Regions from separate parts of the Homo sapiens genome. Here region 2 is linked to region 1. The links are chromatin loops, found by intact Hi-C in ENCODE. Cell type or tissue: K562. All regions are shown on one strand.

What was found. Hi-C counts contacts between places; a loop is a spot of excess contacts. Peaks named below come from ENCODE experiments on the same cell type or tissue, not always from the same donor. Only the 100,000 strongest peaks of a DNase experiment are listed, where the experiment ranks them.
Region 2: a loop joins it to region 1, with 2.6 times the contacts of the local background. A loop is called at or near these places in 22 of 110 quality-filtered maps.

What each region holds. Positions count from the first base shown.
Region 1 is chr5:6,708,955-6,716,954 of GRCh38, reverse strand. It overlaps TENT4A (terminal nucleotidyltransferase 4A), which reads right to left and starts at 3,523. Exons shown (of 13, transcript NM_006999.6): 1 at 2,256-3,523. The coding sequence starts at 2,971. RefSeq lists enhancers at 748-807, 1,108-1,157, 4,375-4,434 and silencers at 2,155-2,544, 2,915-2,984, 3,285-3,654, 3,765-4,204. In K562, CTCF peaks have their summits at 3,982 and 4,826; DNase peaks (open chromatin) are centred at 2,264, 3,074, 3,654, 3,994 and 2 weaker places; H3K4me3 peaks cover 4,485 bases.
Region 2 is chr5:6,367,382-6,375,381 of GRCh38, reverse strand. MED10 (mediator complex subunit 10) reads left to right here. Exons shown (of 4, transcript NM_032286.3): 3 at 956-1,058; 4 at 2,781-3,508. The coding sequence ends at 2,879. Among named protein-coding and RNA genes, the nearest start is that of MED10, 7.2 kb to the left of the region's middle. RefSeq lists a silencer at 7,798-7,965. In K562, a CTCF peak has its summit at 4,543; no DNase peak of the experiment used is centred here.

The DNA of each region.
Region 1 (8,000 bases):
CAGGCCCCTTTGGGCAGAGACGGCAGGAAGCGGATGCACCCAAGGCCATACTGGAGGCATGGTACACACCACCCAGAGACAGGCAAGGAGAGGTCTCCAGCAAAGGGGAAAAGGAAAGTTCCAAGAGCATGACTGCAGTATCAAACCAGACCTCCTGGTGGGCTTCAGAGCCCTCTCATGCCCTACACCATACTGCCTTACAGCTAGGTTCTAACGGGTTGGCAAGGGGTGGGGCCAGGAGCCAGGACCTAGGGGCATCTGAGCAGCAGAGCCCTGGAGGTGTTGCTGAGTTTTAGGCTTTAGTCTTTAATGTGGGGGATTGGAGATGGGGGAGGTGACATCACAGGGTGAAGGGGAATCTGACCAGACCTGCTGGCAGAGAAGATTGCCCCATTACCTGTGATGGGAAAGGACTCAAGCAGGACCAGAGTGCATCAAAGGCACCTCCGGCTGCTTGAGCAATCTCCACAGAAGTAACAAGAGCCTGCATGAGGGAGGATGAGGTGTGGAGAGATTAAAAGGGCCAAACGAACAGCATGTGATGAGAGACTGGACGTGGGTGACGAAGAGCGTGAGAGGGGACCTGCACAACTGAGCAGGGTACTCTTGTGCTCTAGGCAGGGGGCACTTGCAGGCAGGTTTCAGGGTGGGTCAAGATCATGAGACTGTGTCTCCCATGCCGTCCCTGCCCCAGATCCCCAGATCCTAGCACAGCACCTGATCCTAGTGGGCTCATTCACTAACAAAAGCAACACCACCTACTGAGCCTGACTAGAGTTACCTGGAGGAAACAGCTCGGGGAGCCCAAGTGAGGTGCATGGGACCTGATGCGCTACCACTTTCTAAGAGCAGAGGTACAACCCAAGACTGGCAGAGACCACGTGTCTTCCTGTTTTTTCTAGTGCTAAGAGAAACGGAGTCCATTCCAGTTACATAACAGGCTGGAAACCTAAAGGTCCTCCCCAAGCGAGCCCTTAGGTATATATTGCTATTCATCAAGAAGAAACTGCTCCCAACCACCTGCTCTCAGAAAGTTCTACAGGTAAGAACTGGAGGGAGAGAAGAGGAGTCTGCGCTCCTGCCGGCGTCTGCACTGCATGTTTACACTTCGGGAAATTTAGAAGGTATCGCTTGTAGCCCAAGCCAGGTGAAATAAGTTACAGAACATGCAGCTATTACAGTGTATCACACGCTTTAAAGAAGTATCAACTCGTGTTTCCCAACATACTTCAAATGAGAAAAAGAGTTACAAGCAAAAGTTTACTATAAGAACTCCCAACACCTAGCAATTGTGGTTATTTGTAGGACTCTACTGCATGCAACAACCCTCATACCCCAGCAAATCCTTAATTGTTTTTTAAATTGGGGGGAAAAATTGTGCAAGGAAAAATTATCATTTAAGTCTTAAAATACTGACATACAACCTACACATAAATTGCTTCCAGACGCTCAGAAAAGCCCAAAATGGCAAAGGGGCTGCGTCAACAGCATCACACCTGAACAGCCTCACCTGGGACAATTCCAACCCCGAAACACACACCACCTTTCGTTTCATTCCTTGCCGTCTGTAAGTGCACTAAATTTAAGTAGAGCCTCTAATTCCCTCTAGGCGGATGTAGAAATATTTAAAATAAAAATGGCACCTTCCAAAGAATAGACATATATGACAAATCTGGTTTTTTCTTTGAATTAAGCCAATGTTTATAAACCATAGGCGATGCTTATGGTAATTGCAGCACAAAATTAAAGGACACAACACCCCCCAAAAAATGAATCACCTCTAAGTTGACAGTTAAATTTTTTTAAAAAATGAAATTAAAAAGGTTAATATTTACCTTCGACGTGATTCGAGTTCCTGGCAATGCTAAATTATTCTGCAACTTAACTTACGTGAAACTCCACACTTATCTACGCCCCACTTTGACAAGGGGTTCCTCACTTGCCCGGAGGCGGGGTGGAGGGGTAGAGAGTCGATTTCCCGTTCCAATCTCAAGAGTAAAAAAGACAAATACCTGCAGGTCCTACCCAGCAGCCCCTTTTCTTGGACTGTTACTTGTAGGATCTGGGCAAGTCACTCCACGATAAATGAGTCTGATGTTTAAAAAAAAAACTTTCAGTGCAGAGTCGGGCCTTGGCCTTAGCCTTCAACATCCATCCTCCAAAAGCCCGGGCGCCTGGGACGGGTGTCTGCACCGCGGGCGCCGGCCAGGACCATGGGCCCCGCCCCCGCCCCCGCGGCCTCCCCGCGCACTCACCCCTGGATGCCCGGGCTGTACGCGCGGCTCTTCCACGGGGTGCCGGGCCGCGGCGCCTGGGCCCCGGGGCCGCCCCCTCCGCTGAGAGCGGCCGCGCGGCTGCCGGACAGCAGGTAGTTGAGGCCGTAGGTGCTGGCCTTGTTCTCGCGTTTCCGGCGACCCGGGTGGAACTGGTGCTGCGACGGGGAGCCGGCGGGCGCGGGGCCGCGCGGCCCGGGGTGCCCGTTGGCTGTGCCAGGGGCGCTGGGCGCGCCGTCGGCGAAGTTGAAGAAGGCGCCGCCGCGGCCGCCGCCCGGCCGGCCCAGCGAGGCGCTGCTGGAGGACGACGACGAGCAGCCGGGGCTCTCGGTGCCCGACTCCGCGTTGGACGAGGAGGACGACGACGAGGACGACAGCGACGGCGACTTGTGCAAGCGCCGCGCGCCCTCGGCCGCGGGCCCCAGCGCCGTCAGCAGCGCGGGGGGCAGCGCGGCGGGCGCGGTGGGGCCGGGCGGCGGGGGCGACGCGGCGGGCAGCGCGGGGCCCAGGCCGCCACTGCCCCGCCCGGCCGCCCCCGCCGCGGCCGCCGTGTCCAGCGCCGGCGAGTTGAGGCAGAAATAGGACGCGAAGCCCGAGCCGCCGCGGCCCACGCCCTGCGAGGTCTCCCAGATCTGCATCCACAGGGCATTGGCCGGCCCCTTCTGCTCGGGCTGGATCCAGGCCACGCGCGGATCCATCCACGCGCCGCCCCCGCGGGGCCCGCGCGCCCGCCCGCCCCGACGCGGCCCCGCCCCCGCCGCGCCCCGAGGCCCGGCCGCGCGCGCACGGACGGACGGACGGGCCTGGGCCGGTGGCGGCGGCGGCGGCGGCGGCGGCGGGCGGGCCGAGCCCCGGCCTCCTGCTCTAGCCGCGCTCCCGTCGGGCTCCGGCGTGGGGCGGCGGCGGCGGTGATGGGCCCCGGCAGGCCGCGGCGGGCGGCTCCGGCGCTTGGCGCGTCCCAGCGGGCGGCTGCGGTCTCCGGGCTCCCGCTTCACGCGGCGCGGGGCGGGCGCGGGGGCCGCGGCGGCGGCGGCGTTCCACTCGGGCCGCGGGGAGAGGCCATCGGAGAAGGGCGGGCGGCGGGGCCGAGGGGGCGGGCCCAGGCGCCGAGCGGCTGAAGGACCCGCGGGAGGCGCCGCCGCCCGTGCGGCTAGCCCTCAGTCACGCTCGCGCCGCTGGCTCGGCGCTCCTGCGGCGGCGGCGGCGGCGGCGGTGAAAAGACACTCTCGGCGGCGACAGCGCGGGGGAAGGAGGGGGCCGCCGCCGCGTCCGCTCCAATGAGGGGCGGGGGAGGGGGCGGGGACGGGGGCGGCAGGAGGAAGCGCGGCCTCGGTCGCCGGGCCGTGTCGCCGGTGCGCACGCGCGACCGATTTCAAATCCTCACTAGACACTGCCGCCGTGGTTACCGCGCCTGCGCGTTGGGGCCCCGTCGGCCGCGGGCGGGGTGAGGACGGCGTCAGAAGCTACGCGACTGGGAGGGGCTGGAGGGAGAGGCGGTGGCGTTGAGCCATTACTGACTAGGCCGGCGTTGGGTGGAATAGGCAGCGGCTGGAAGGCCCGCACGCCGCCCTCGGCCCGCCGCGGCGCGCAGACCCCGGCGTGCAGACATGCGCGCTAGGGCCGGTGTCACCGGGCTGCCGCCTGAGCCGCGCTGCGCGTGCGCAGGGCAGCGTGGCCGTCACCGCCGCCGGTGGAAGTTTCCGAGCAGCCGGGCGGGGGCAGCGGACGCCACCGCAGGCGCTTCCCCCGCCGGCCGGCCCTCCCTCCTGACGTAAGGGCGGGCCCCGGTCGCAGATCCCGCCCCAGGTCTCTCATCCGAGGGTCCGTGCAGCAGGTCACGCTGCGCTCTCTGGGGTCCGCGCGTCGGCCCACGTGCTCCCTGCACCTCGCGGGGTGAGCGGCCAGCGTGCCGTGCCGGGTGGCTGGCTCCGCCGCTCCGGAGCCGGGAAGGACACGCGGCAGAGTCCTGCTCCCTAGCGGGTCTGCTTACAGGCGTTTGGTTTGCTTTTTAAAATGATTTTCTATGCGAAAAGTGAAGTGAAAACTTCCAAGTTAATTCCCTGGGCAAAATGGGCAGTGCTAGCCGAGGAACGGCTGGTGGGCGGCGCGTCCGGCCCCCGGCTTCGGTTTTTCCAGCTGCACCGAGCGGGCAGGAGTCAGTGGGAAACCGCCCGCCATCCACAGCCTGCCGTTTGCCATCCCGGTGTCCCGAGCGCGATGGAAGCCGGGTTGACAGTGGCACTGTTTGGAATACAGCGCCAACCACACATCCTGTGAGGTCCAAAGCAAACGCCAGTGTCGTTGATCATCGCGGTGCCCCGCGAGCCTGGGCGACGTGAGGCCCCGCGGCTGCCGCCCTGTCTTCAGGCGGAGTCCCCGCAAATGCACTCCCGGGCCAGGGCCCTGAAGCTGCCTTAGCCCAGTGGCGCCCGGGCTCCAAGCCTTTTAAGTAGAACGGGACCTGGCCTTCGTACAGGCGTGTTGTAAATGCTACCCCCTCGTCTCCAGCACAGATGAGTAGACATTACTAAGCACTTGACCCTTCAAACATCGCCCCAACAGGAAAGGTCCGTGTGTTGCATACAAAGGCTTTGGGGCAAGTGGTGGTGGTTAGTAATGAAAATGAATGTTTCAGACGTTTTCAAATACCTTCATATTGTACACGTGGAAATCATGACCAAGGATTAGAACGTGCATTCAGTAAACTACAGAAAATCACACACAAGTCAAACGGCCGTTATTCTGGAGCTGTTTGCTTCCAATGGCTCAGTCCAAAATCCTTGGTCATGCCTGGCTCCTCTCTCTGTCCACAATGAACACATCCTCTTGGCTCCACTGCCCGAAACAACCAGAACCCAACTGCTACCCCTCCTCCTCCCTCCACCCCTCTTTCCCCGCCACCCGTCCATTTTAAAGCAGTGCCTTCTAGCTGGTTTCCCACATTCTGCACAGCTGCTCGTGTGATCCTTTTTAAAAAACAAAAAAGATGTTACTATTTTAAAAATCATCTCATGCCACTCTTAGAATACTATGCAGCCGTAAAAAGGAATGAGATCATGACCTTTGTGGGGACATGAATGGAGGTGGAAGCCACTATCCTCAGCAAACTAACACAGGAACAGAAAACCAAACACCGCATGTTCTCAGTAATAAGGGGGAGCTGAGCAATGAGAATGCATCGACACAGGGAGGGGAACAACACACACCGGGACCTGTTGGGGGTTAGGGGAAGGGAGAGCATCAGGATAAATAGCTAATGCATGCAGGGCTTAATGCCTAGGTGATGGGTTCACAAGTGCAGCAAACCACCATGGCACACATTTACCTATGTAACAAACCTGCACGTCTTGCACGTGTATCCCAGAATTTAAAGTTGACATTTTAAAAAATTCAGTCCATGCCACTCCTCTGCTCAAAACCCTCCAGTGGCTTTCTCATTCAGCAAAATGGAACAACCTTGCTATGACCTGCAAGTCCCTTATCCCCTGGTCCTTCCCCTCTTCCCCTGCCCTCACCTCCCAGCGCTTTCCCTAGCCCAAACAATACCAGCCAGAAGCACCCCTGGCACACTCCTGCCTCAGGGCCTTTGCACTTGCTGTTCCATCTGCCTGACATGCGTTCCCTCCTCCCCATCTTAGTGAGGACGTCCAAGTGGCTCTTTAGTCTAAACTGCAAACATAACCCTCAGCATCCCGTTTCCCTTCCCCATTTGCTTTTTCTCCCTTAGTTTCCTGGAGCTGAGTAACAAAATGTCACAAACTGGGTGGCTTAAAACAACAAACGCATGCTCTCACAGTCCTAGAGGCTGAACGTCCAAAATCAAGTTGTCAGCAAGGCCGTGTATCCTCTGAAGGCTGTAAGGGAGTGTGCCCCATGCTCTCCTCTCAGCTTCTGGTGTTGCTGGCAAACCGTGGCATTCCTTGGCTTGTTGGTGCATCACCCCACTCTCTGACACGTCATCGCATGACGTTTCCCTGTGTCCTTGATTTGTGGATGCAGCGCTCCACTCTCTGTCATCATCATCGCATGGCATTTTCCCTGTGTCCATGTCTCTTCTCAGAAAGACACCAGTGGCATTGGATTAGGGCACCCTAGTGTCTTCCTCCTAACCTGATTACATCTGCAAAGAGTTTCCAAATAAGGTCATATTCGCAGGCACCCAGGGTTGGGACTTGATCATATCTTTTTGGGGGACACTATACCACGTCATATGTATTTTATCTCATTTATCATTTGTGTCCCCCGCCCCATTAGAATGCATGCTCCGTGAAGAGAGGATAGGAATGGCTTGTCCCTGCTGTGTATCAGCTCAAGGATTGTCTGACACATCAGTCCTTGGTGAACATTGGCAGAATGACTGGCAGCTGATTGATTGGCCCAGCGGGAATGGACACGGGCAGTTGCCCTTGTCCAGCTTCCAGGATCTGTTACACAGGTTGTCATTGTTTAGGTATTTTAAGTTTTTCTTGATTGCCTCATACTCTGTCTTTGCAGTTTGCCTCTAGCTAATCCTCGTTGATTTGATCCACCAGCCACCAAACAACATTTTGTAATTAAAACCAAGGTTTTGTTATTTATATATGATCATAAATATTTTTATGTAAATTAAAAGCAGTGTATATATATGTATATATACACATATACATATATATACATATGTGTATATATATGTATATGTGTAGAGAGAGAAAGAGAGAGAGAGTCTCACTCTGTCACCCGGGCTAGAGTGCAGTAACGCAATCCTGGCTCACTGCAACTTCCGCCTCCAGAGTTTAAGTGATTCTCATGCCTCAGCCTCCTGAGTAGCTGGGGTTACAGGTGTGTGCCACCGCATCCGGCTAATGTTTGTATTTTTAGTAGAGATGGGGTTTCACTGTGTTGGCCAGGCTAGCCTTGAACCCCTGACCTCCAGTGATCCACCCACCTCAGCCTCCCAAAGTGCTGGGATTACAGGCATGAGCCACCGTGCCCGGCTGCAGTGTATTTCTTAATGCAATCAAGAAACAATACTGAATGTAAAATGCAGTTTTTGAGACGCTGGGCAAGGGAGATCTTTCTCTTTATCAATTTCTACAGATAAGTGCAGCCCATTCCCGTTTTGGGCTGAAACCCTCTCCTCTCTCTCTTCGGATATTGGAGGAGGAATAATATTAGAGATTACACCATGATTTTAGTGATTTGTTCCCATGAAAAAAATGGTTTACAAAGTGTATTCCATGGACTACCCATGCCAGAATTAGCAATGCTGGTCAAAATGCAGATACCTAGAGCTCACCCAATTTACTGAAACTCTCTAGGAGCAAGCCCAGGAATCTCTATTTTAAGTAAATTTTCTGAGTAATTCTAAAACACAGTGAACTCTGAAAACCTCTACCTAAAACAGGGTTCCCAAATTCAATTGCTCACAGGTGCCAAATAACTGAAAGTGTGTAGGTATTAGCTACTGCTGGGTAAGAAGCCACCCCAAGCTTAGTGGCTTAAAATAAGTGTTTGGTATTGCTCACAAGTCTACAAATCAACTAGGTGGTTTTGCTGCTCTGGGTCAAACACAGCTGATCTTGCTCCACTCAGCTGGCCAATCAGCTGAAGGCTGGCTGGGCTAGAGTAGCCTGGCTGGCAGCTGGGGCACTGGAGTTGACAGAGTTGACAAGGACCATCAGTCTCTTGTTATCCAACAGGCTGACTCAGGCTTGTTCTCAGGTGGCTGAACAGAGTTTCAGGAGTGCA
Region 2 (8,000 bases), 340 kb after region 1:
CCTAATGATATCTTGTTCTGAAGTGATTATATATTTTTGGCCTCAATTATAAAATTCGAAAGTAGAGTTAGTTTTCAGTTTTTGTTTTTTGTTTTTTAAATAATGAATGATTCAGTTTAGTTGAATGATAAGGATTTCTTTAGGGTACAGAAAAAGGTAGGTGGCCTGCTCTTGGTAAAATATAGGTATTGATCTAGGCAGTATGTTTAATTAAATCTTCAGGATACTGAAGATAATTTCTGGGGGAAGTGTCAGAAATTCTAAGTAACAGTTTTATACTGTTTAGAAATAATTGGCCAGAATGTCTCTGTTATATTTAAGTTACCTAGGTGTATTTAGTAAAGTGGTATATCAAGCCGCCTCTTCTTTTTAAAGCAGTGGAATGGTTTGTAAAAGGATCTTGGGGTCGTCAGGGCTGGGGCTCTTGTGCTTGTAGTTCTCCTTTCCTTTCCCCTGAAGCTCCTCCACAGAGGAGGAGGGGCTTTGCCAAGCAGCAGGGCTGACCTAGAATGGAGGCTGCATCGTGGAAGGATCCGCCTATGTCACCCAGGCCCGAACCCCTGGATCTCATTTAGTTTTTTCTTTTGTCAAGAGTTGCCTTACCATACAAGCTGCTGTAAGGATCAAAAAGGTAATAAATAGCATGAACGAATTTTGAAAAGTGCAAATGCTAAACACATGTAAAGTGGTATGGCTTGTGAAGCGTGCTTGGGTTTATCAGTGATCATTACTTGATTTTATGAGCTGTTCGTATTATCAGAAGTAATGAAATCAGATGATCTGTACTTGTGTAAATGAGGGAATATTAATTCCCCTGGTTCCTACACTGAGTTTTGTCTAAACAAGGCCGTGTGCAGTTATATATACCTAACCTTTATTCCCCCATACCTTTCAGAAAGCTGTGAGAATAGGTGTCAGTCATGAGAATGCTAATTGAAATATATCGTGTTTCCAGATATATAGATCAAGGTCGAAATCCCCAGCTCTACACCAAAGAGTGCCTGGAGAGGGCTCTAGCTAAAAATGAGCAAGTTAAAGGCAAGATCGACACCATGAAGGTAAGACTCTAAGGAGTGTCAGAAATACAGTGGGAAGAGATGCCTTCTCAGTGGAATTTGGTTAAGAGACTCATTTTTTTCCATACTTGCTAGAATATTGACTTTCATAACTTCACATATTGAGATTTCTGAATTGTGTAATAGGCAGTAAGTAAAATTAGATATCAGCTGCGTAATAGCATAAAAAACATACACTAATCTTACTCTTAAGGAAATCCAGAGTAATTTTTGTGATAGTAGTTCTCACTGGCTGTGATCATTTTCATTTTTTTAAGATGCACTTTTATTGCATTGATACTTTCTATTTCTGTAGTAATTCCTACTGTTGAAGGCTTTCCCTGTAGTCATGGTTCTTTGTTTTAGAGGATTCTTGAATATTGATTTTTCTCTTTGTCCAGCTTCTGACCTCCAAACTTCTTTTTACCATATCCATTGTCATGAAATTCCCCAGATCACTTAGTTTTTCTTTGCCTTGATGAGATGTAGAGAACTCTCTGCACTTGAACATGAAATATGTAATTTTTTCTTAAATTGACTCAAATGTAGTTCAAATTGGTGTTTTGTTTCTTTATTTGGACTTAACGGCCACTCATTTCTGTTGGCGCCATGCGACTGTTGCCGTGTGCAGCAGGGACCTCTGCCTTCCTCTCCTCCCAGCTCACAATAGGTGCCTCTTCCTCCTCCCGGCCATCCACGCCGGCCTGGTTTTCGGTTCTGGAATACATCCAACCCTTTCGTTCGTGTTCTTTTCTCCTGTCATCTTCTCCGCCTGGAGCTCTTCCATGTTCTCTTTGCACAAGCGACTCTATCCTTCCAGTTTCAGATGATTTCACCTCCTCAAAGAGGCCTTTGGGACCAGCCTTTTCTAAAGCTTTCCTTGAGAATGCTGGTCAAGATTTACCTTTTAATTTTGTTTTTTCTGTTTGTTCTGTCTCCTCTGCCGGCTGCTTGAGCTCCAGGATCACAGAGGACATGAGTGTTCTGTTCCCACTGATGCCTGGTGCCAGACTGGGACACGTGTGCTCAGCCATGGCTAATGTGCGCAGGCAGGGATGGTCACACAGTGGCCTCTTGGCGCTCTGGCCGAGTGGGAGGAGCAAGGGGAGGAGCTGTCAGAAGGAGACCTGCCTAGTCACAGGCAGGTCACAGGGCTTCCAGAATCCCATTCAGGTGATCCCCTCCTGGTGGTAAACAGCACACCTCAGAAGTGGTGTTTTGTCATAGTTGTTCTTATGGCTCCCACAGCCTCATCTCTGTTTTGTCCATTTGGGATTGAGGAGTTGTTGAGTCCAGCGTCACCTTCAGAGCCAGTGCACTCCTTATCAATAGTGAGGGCCGCTCGTTTTGATTGTTCCGTTTCGCTTGATAAAGCTGAGTGAGAATTATATTGGCCAACAGAAACGTCTCTCTCCATGTGAACACAGCCACTGGGTCACCAGGGACGTGGCTTACAGTTCCAGCAGGCTCCTGTCACACTGGTGCCTTTGGGCAGTACAGAACTGTGCTGCTGGTGGTGACGTCCGGGGCTGTGCAGTGTCGCTTCCTTTTGCATATGTTGCTATTGGTGTCATTTCCTCTCTGAGATCAGTGGAAGTCTCAGGTCAGTCCCGTGGCCCTGTATTGCTTAGTGGGCCATGTGTTTAAACTTCCAAAAGGCATATTTTAAATAGTTATTGGAGTGTTGATGTGAAGAGCTCCTTTGATAATGTATTTTCTTTGTAGAAATTTAAAAGCCTGTTGATTCAAGAACTTTCTAAAGTATTTCCGGAAGACATGGCTAAGTATCGAAGCATCCGGGGGGAGGATCACCCGCCTTCTTAACCAGCTCACCCTCCCTGTGTGAAGATCCCCTGGGACTGCGATGCGGCGTGAGGCTGGGACTGCGAGTGCTGACGCCACCTTCCTGCTGAGGTGGGACTGGGCCCTGGACACACCCCTCAGCCCCTCTGTCCTCATTGTTTGGCCTCATGGGACCGAGGGGCTGGAGGAGAGGCGGAGCTGTGCCCCAGCTGTTCCAGCAGCTTGTCTGGCGTCAACTGGCTTTCAGAGTGCTGACCCCTCATCACTGTGGGGATCATTCTCTCTGAGGGCAGATGAGGCGCAGGAAAATAGTCTTGGAAATGTTAAATATGATGGGTAAATTAAAAGTTTTACAACATTCTACCTAATATTTTTCTTTTAACATACTCTTTCTGTTCTATTGTATTATGGTGTCCGAAAGCTAAATAACGACTAGGAAAAATTTTTTTAAAAAAAGAAAAATCAGTTTAATGTGGGAAGTACTTAAGTGGTATTATATTTTACATTTTCAAGTATAGTGCATAAAGAATGTTTTAAATGTAACTGTTTTCATGGATTTCAATTAGACATGCCTATAATAAACTAAGTATGTGGCTTATTCCATGTAATTATTTTTGTAATATAATACAATGTGTCTTGTAAACAGTTAATTATTACTTTCCCAGAGGGTTGGTAATATTCATAAGAAAATTTGTTTTCCAGGCATTTAGGCAGGAAAAGCTAAAGCAAAATGCAGAACTCCAATTTTTTCTACAAACCTTTCCTAGCGGCTATAGTACACCAATTTATTGACACTCTGGAAAGACGCCCGGCAGGGCTGTTTCAGCTTCAGTGTGCTTACAGATCCTGAGGGGATTCTGTGAACCTGCAGGTTCGGATTCACACGTCCGTTGGGCCTTGCAAACTGCATTTTTCATGAACTGCAGGTGGTGCTGTTTCTGTGATCTGTGGGCCACCCTTGGAGTTGAGGCCCTAGTGCGGCCTGTGCGGAGGTTGACCTATAGACCCCTGTGTCCGAATGGCCTGGGCAGGCTTGTTATTAAGGTAGGGCCCCAGTTCAGACGTGTTGAGCCTCAGGCTTTAGGATGGGCCCTGGGAATCTGTGTTAATTTGCCTCCTACGAGCGATCCTGAACCAGCCTCGATCCTAGCCAGGGCTGCCGGAATAAAACACCACATTCTGGGTGGTTTGAACAACAAACATGTATTTTCCCACAGTTCTGGAGGCTGGAAGTACAAGCTCACGGTGCCTGCAGAGTGGGTTTCTCCCGAGGCCTCCCTGGCTTGCAGACCTGCTTACTTTGACCTCACGTGGTCGTTCCTCTGTGTGTGTCACAGCCCTGGTGTCTCTTCTGTGTGTCCTAACCTCTTTAGAATCTAAGAACAGCAGTTAGATGGTATTAGGACCCACCCGAAGGACCCATTTTTAACTTACTTCTTTGAAGAACCTGTCTCCAAATACAGTTGCATTCTCAGGTCCTGAGGTTAGGGCTTTGACACTGGAGTTTTGGAGGGATGCAACTCAGTCCAGAATACTCCCCAGGAGGGTCGTATTTACCAAGAGTCAGGGGCCAGGCCCCTTAGGAAGCTGGTCCCTCGCTAGCAGTTCTGTTCTCTCCAAAACAGCACCAGAAAAGGACTCCTACTGCTACCAAGGGGAAGAATTTCTGCTAGAGTAGAGGAGGCCCCTGCTGGCAGGTTCGGGTGCCTGAATCGCTGTTCCGCCTTGTTTTTCTGGCATCAGGATGCTGACTATTGGCTGCTGCACGAGGGCCATGTGGGCACGCGGCTCGCTGGGCTCTTCCCACACACTTCACCTGCATCAACTCACCTGGCCCTCACCAGCCCTGTGAGGTCCGGCTTTCTTTATATTACTGATGTTGAAGCTGGGGCACCAGGGCTTAACGTGCCCGAAGCCCTGCAGCTTCGCCTCCCTCTGTGCTGGTTCTGGGTGGGTCCAAAGTGTCCACAGTCCCCTCTTCCTGGGCTCTGAAACATGGAGGATGTGCCGGCAGTAGGGGCTGTTCTACATATCCTGGGACTGAGTTAATCGGGTGGCCTCAAGCTGTTTTAATCTTGATGTCTGAGCCTTGGGAAGAGAGGGTGACTGTCAGCTAGAGATGCGTATCTGGTAGCCCACAGCATGACAAGTCTGCTGACCTAGGCCCAGCAGGGGCGGTGTAGCTGTCACACATTATTCTGGAATATTCACCAGTCTTTTTTTGAGTAAAAGTTTGGGTATATGGATGCACTGCCTTGGAACTCCTAACTTTCATCAGTGTGTCTGATGACACCACCACAGTGGGTCCCCAGGCAATGAAGAGGTGTTGGAGCCCCTCGACACTGTGACAGGCCACATGCCCCTTAATTCCACCCCACCTGCCATTACTGTTAGTCACAAGTGCCCATCACTTTCAAATCTCCTGAAATGCTGAGGAATCTACTTAGCTCGGAATTGATGTCAGTGTGAGAGGACTGGAGGGTTCCAGGCCGCGTTTGACACTCGGCGAGGCATGCTGTGACTGTCACTGACACTGCCTTCCAGAGCTCTCCACCCGGAGGAGCTTGGGTTCAGGTGCACACACCTGGCTGGCCCTTCATCCCTTCTTCTCAAAGACCTCATTTTGGTTAAAAGAATGATTGCGAGAGTCATCCTGGGACGGTATCAGCCATTTCGATCAGCTGCTTCACATCACCCCTGCCCATTGCCACCCAGTTCGTTCCAATCCCTGCTTTGCTTCTGACCTCTTCTTCCCCACCCCTTTCTTCCTGCAGACACAGATCGGGCAAACAGCCCCAGGGCCTACTGATTTTTGTTATGCCCAAGGACACCGCTGAACCACCACGAGGCAGGTATGGACTCAAACAGGGCCTGAGCCTGTGTCACTGTTCTAGATAATCTGTGCTGCCTCTGTGGGTCAGAATGAAAAAGCGAAAATTAAGCCCCACCTTTACACAGAACTAGAACATTCTTTATCTTTTTGGGTGTACAATCAGAAGGGTTCATTACAGAAAACTGAAAAATAGAGCTACAAAAATCTCCACATTTCTGCCCAAATTGTTACTATTGTGATTTTCATCCATCTAGATGTTCTCCTCTTGCACAGATGTGCACACACACTGAACAACTAGATGTGGAATTATTACTATGCACATGAGTTGGTAACCTTTATTCTTTTAACAGGATGCCATGAAATCTGGGCAACTCAAACTTCCTCTCACATAATTTTAATATTTAGCGTTCCATTAATGTGCTAACAGCAGATGTGTTGTTATTTACATGCTGGACACAGGTTAAGCACTTTCCATGCATTGCCTCAATTCCCACAGTAAATCGGTGAGGTTTACAGATGAGGGACCTGAGGCGCCTGCTCAGGTCACCCAGCTAACGAATGGGAGAGCTGGGCCTGTGCCTGCCACGTCACAAGACTGTGGCTCTCCTGGGCTTAGTTTATCAGCTCCCATTGGGTACCTGTGTGCTTCCCAGTTCTTCACTAATATGAAGTTATTATCTTTGACCATACATCTTCCACTTGTTCAATTGTTATTTAGGGTAAATTCCTGGAAGTTGAGCTGTTGGAGTTACACTTGATTAGGATTGTGATACCATCTGTCTCTATTGTGCTCAAGTCCTGAAATAACCAGGTGTTAGGTACAAGGGGAAGCGCTCATCTTTGGGGAGTATCAGTAATGTCACTGAGTAGTTTATCAGTTTTCTGTGTTCTTTTTTTATTTCCATTTTTTGAATCCTATCAAATATATATGAGTGCCTCATTAAAATATTTCTACAGTCAGTGACAATACAGGTGCTGGCTACAAACGAGGTCACATGTTTACCCTGTATAGCCAGGTGAGCCTGCTGTGTTTCCTGCCACTCACCTGCACAGAAGTGACCCATCTGTCCAAGTGACAGAGGTGCCATTGCCCCAAGGGAGTTCGACAATATACAGTCCTTGGTTCTGTCAAGACTCAGGTGACGTTAGGTGGCAGGTGTACCACTTCTTAAACTTTTTAAATGTATCACAAACCTAAGAAGTTACAAAGGAAAAGATCGATACATTTGGCTGTATAGCTGTTAGAAAAAAATAAATAACATAAGGCTAAAAACACCATAAACTCAAAAGGCAAAAAAGCTAAGAAAGTTCTTTTTTTTTTTTTTTTTTTTAAAAATAGAGACAGGGACTCACTCTGGCCCAGGTTGGAGTGCAGTGGCACAATCATAGCTCACTGTAATCTTAAATTCCTGGGCTCAAGGGATCCTCCCACCTCAGCCTCCTGAGTAGCTGGGACTATAGGTGTGCACTACCATGCCCAGCTAATGTTTTTTATTTTCATTTGTAAAGATCAGGTTTCACTATATTGCCCAGGCTAGTCTCAATCTCCTGGCCTCAAGTGGTCCTCCCTCCTTGGCCTCCCAAAATGCTGAGATTATAAGTGTGAGCCACTGAGCCCAGTTGTAATACTTATTATACATATCACAAGGAACTTCATGACTACTATGCAGAGCTCTTTCACAAATAAGAAAACCCAGCAGAAGAATAGGCAGGTGTTAATTTTTACATTATATAAATTTTACATTATATAAATTTTACATTATATTCAAGCAATAACTTGAATGTCCATTAATAATGGCTTAGATAAATCGTGCTTTATCCATTTGCTGGATAACTGTGCTATGACTAACATGAATGAAGGAATGAAGATCTGTATGTATTGATACAGAAAGACGGACAAATACATAATTACAAAACACGTTGATTCAGTCAACATTAGCTGAGGGTCGGCCTTGTCCAAGCTCCATCTGAATGAGTTTCTCCAAGGCAGACTTCTGCCTACTCGTGGCAGAACCACCAAGGAGCTTATTAAAATGCTGAATCCAGACCCCATTCCAACCAGCACAGCTTCCGGAGAGCCCTCTCTTTCCTTGACTTCTAAACAGCATGCTCCAGCAGAGGTTCAGGTTTGGGTTCCTCGAGGCATCTTTCCTTACCCACCCTCTCCCTGGACAAGCTCATCTATTCCCTGGCACCGGTTACCATCCTGTGCTGAGATTCCAGGTTTATAGCCCAGCCTAAATGAGTCCTACACTTCTGTAACCCAACTTCCATTTTTTTCCCCCTCTGCTATTCCCCAGGAACCTCCA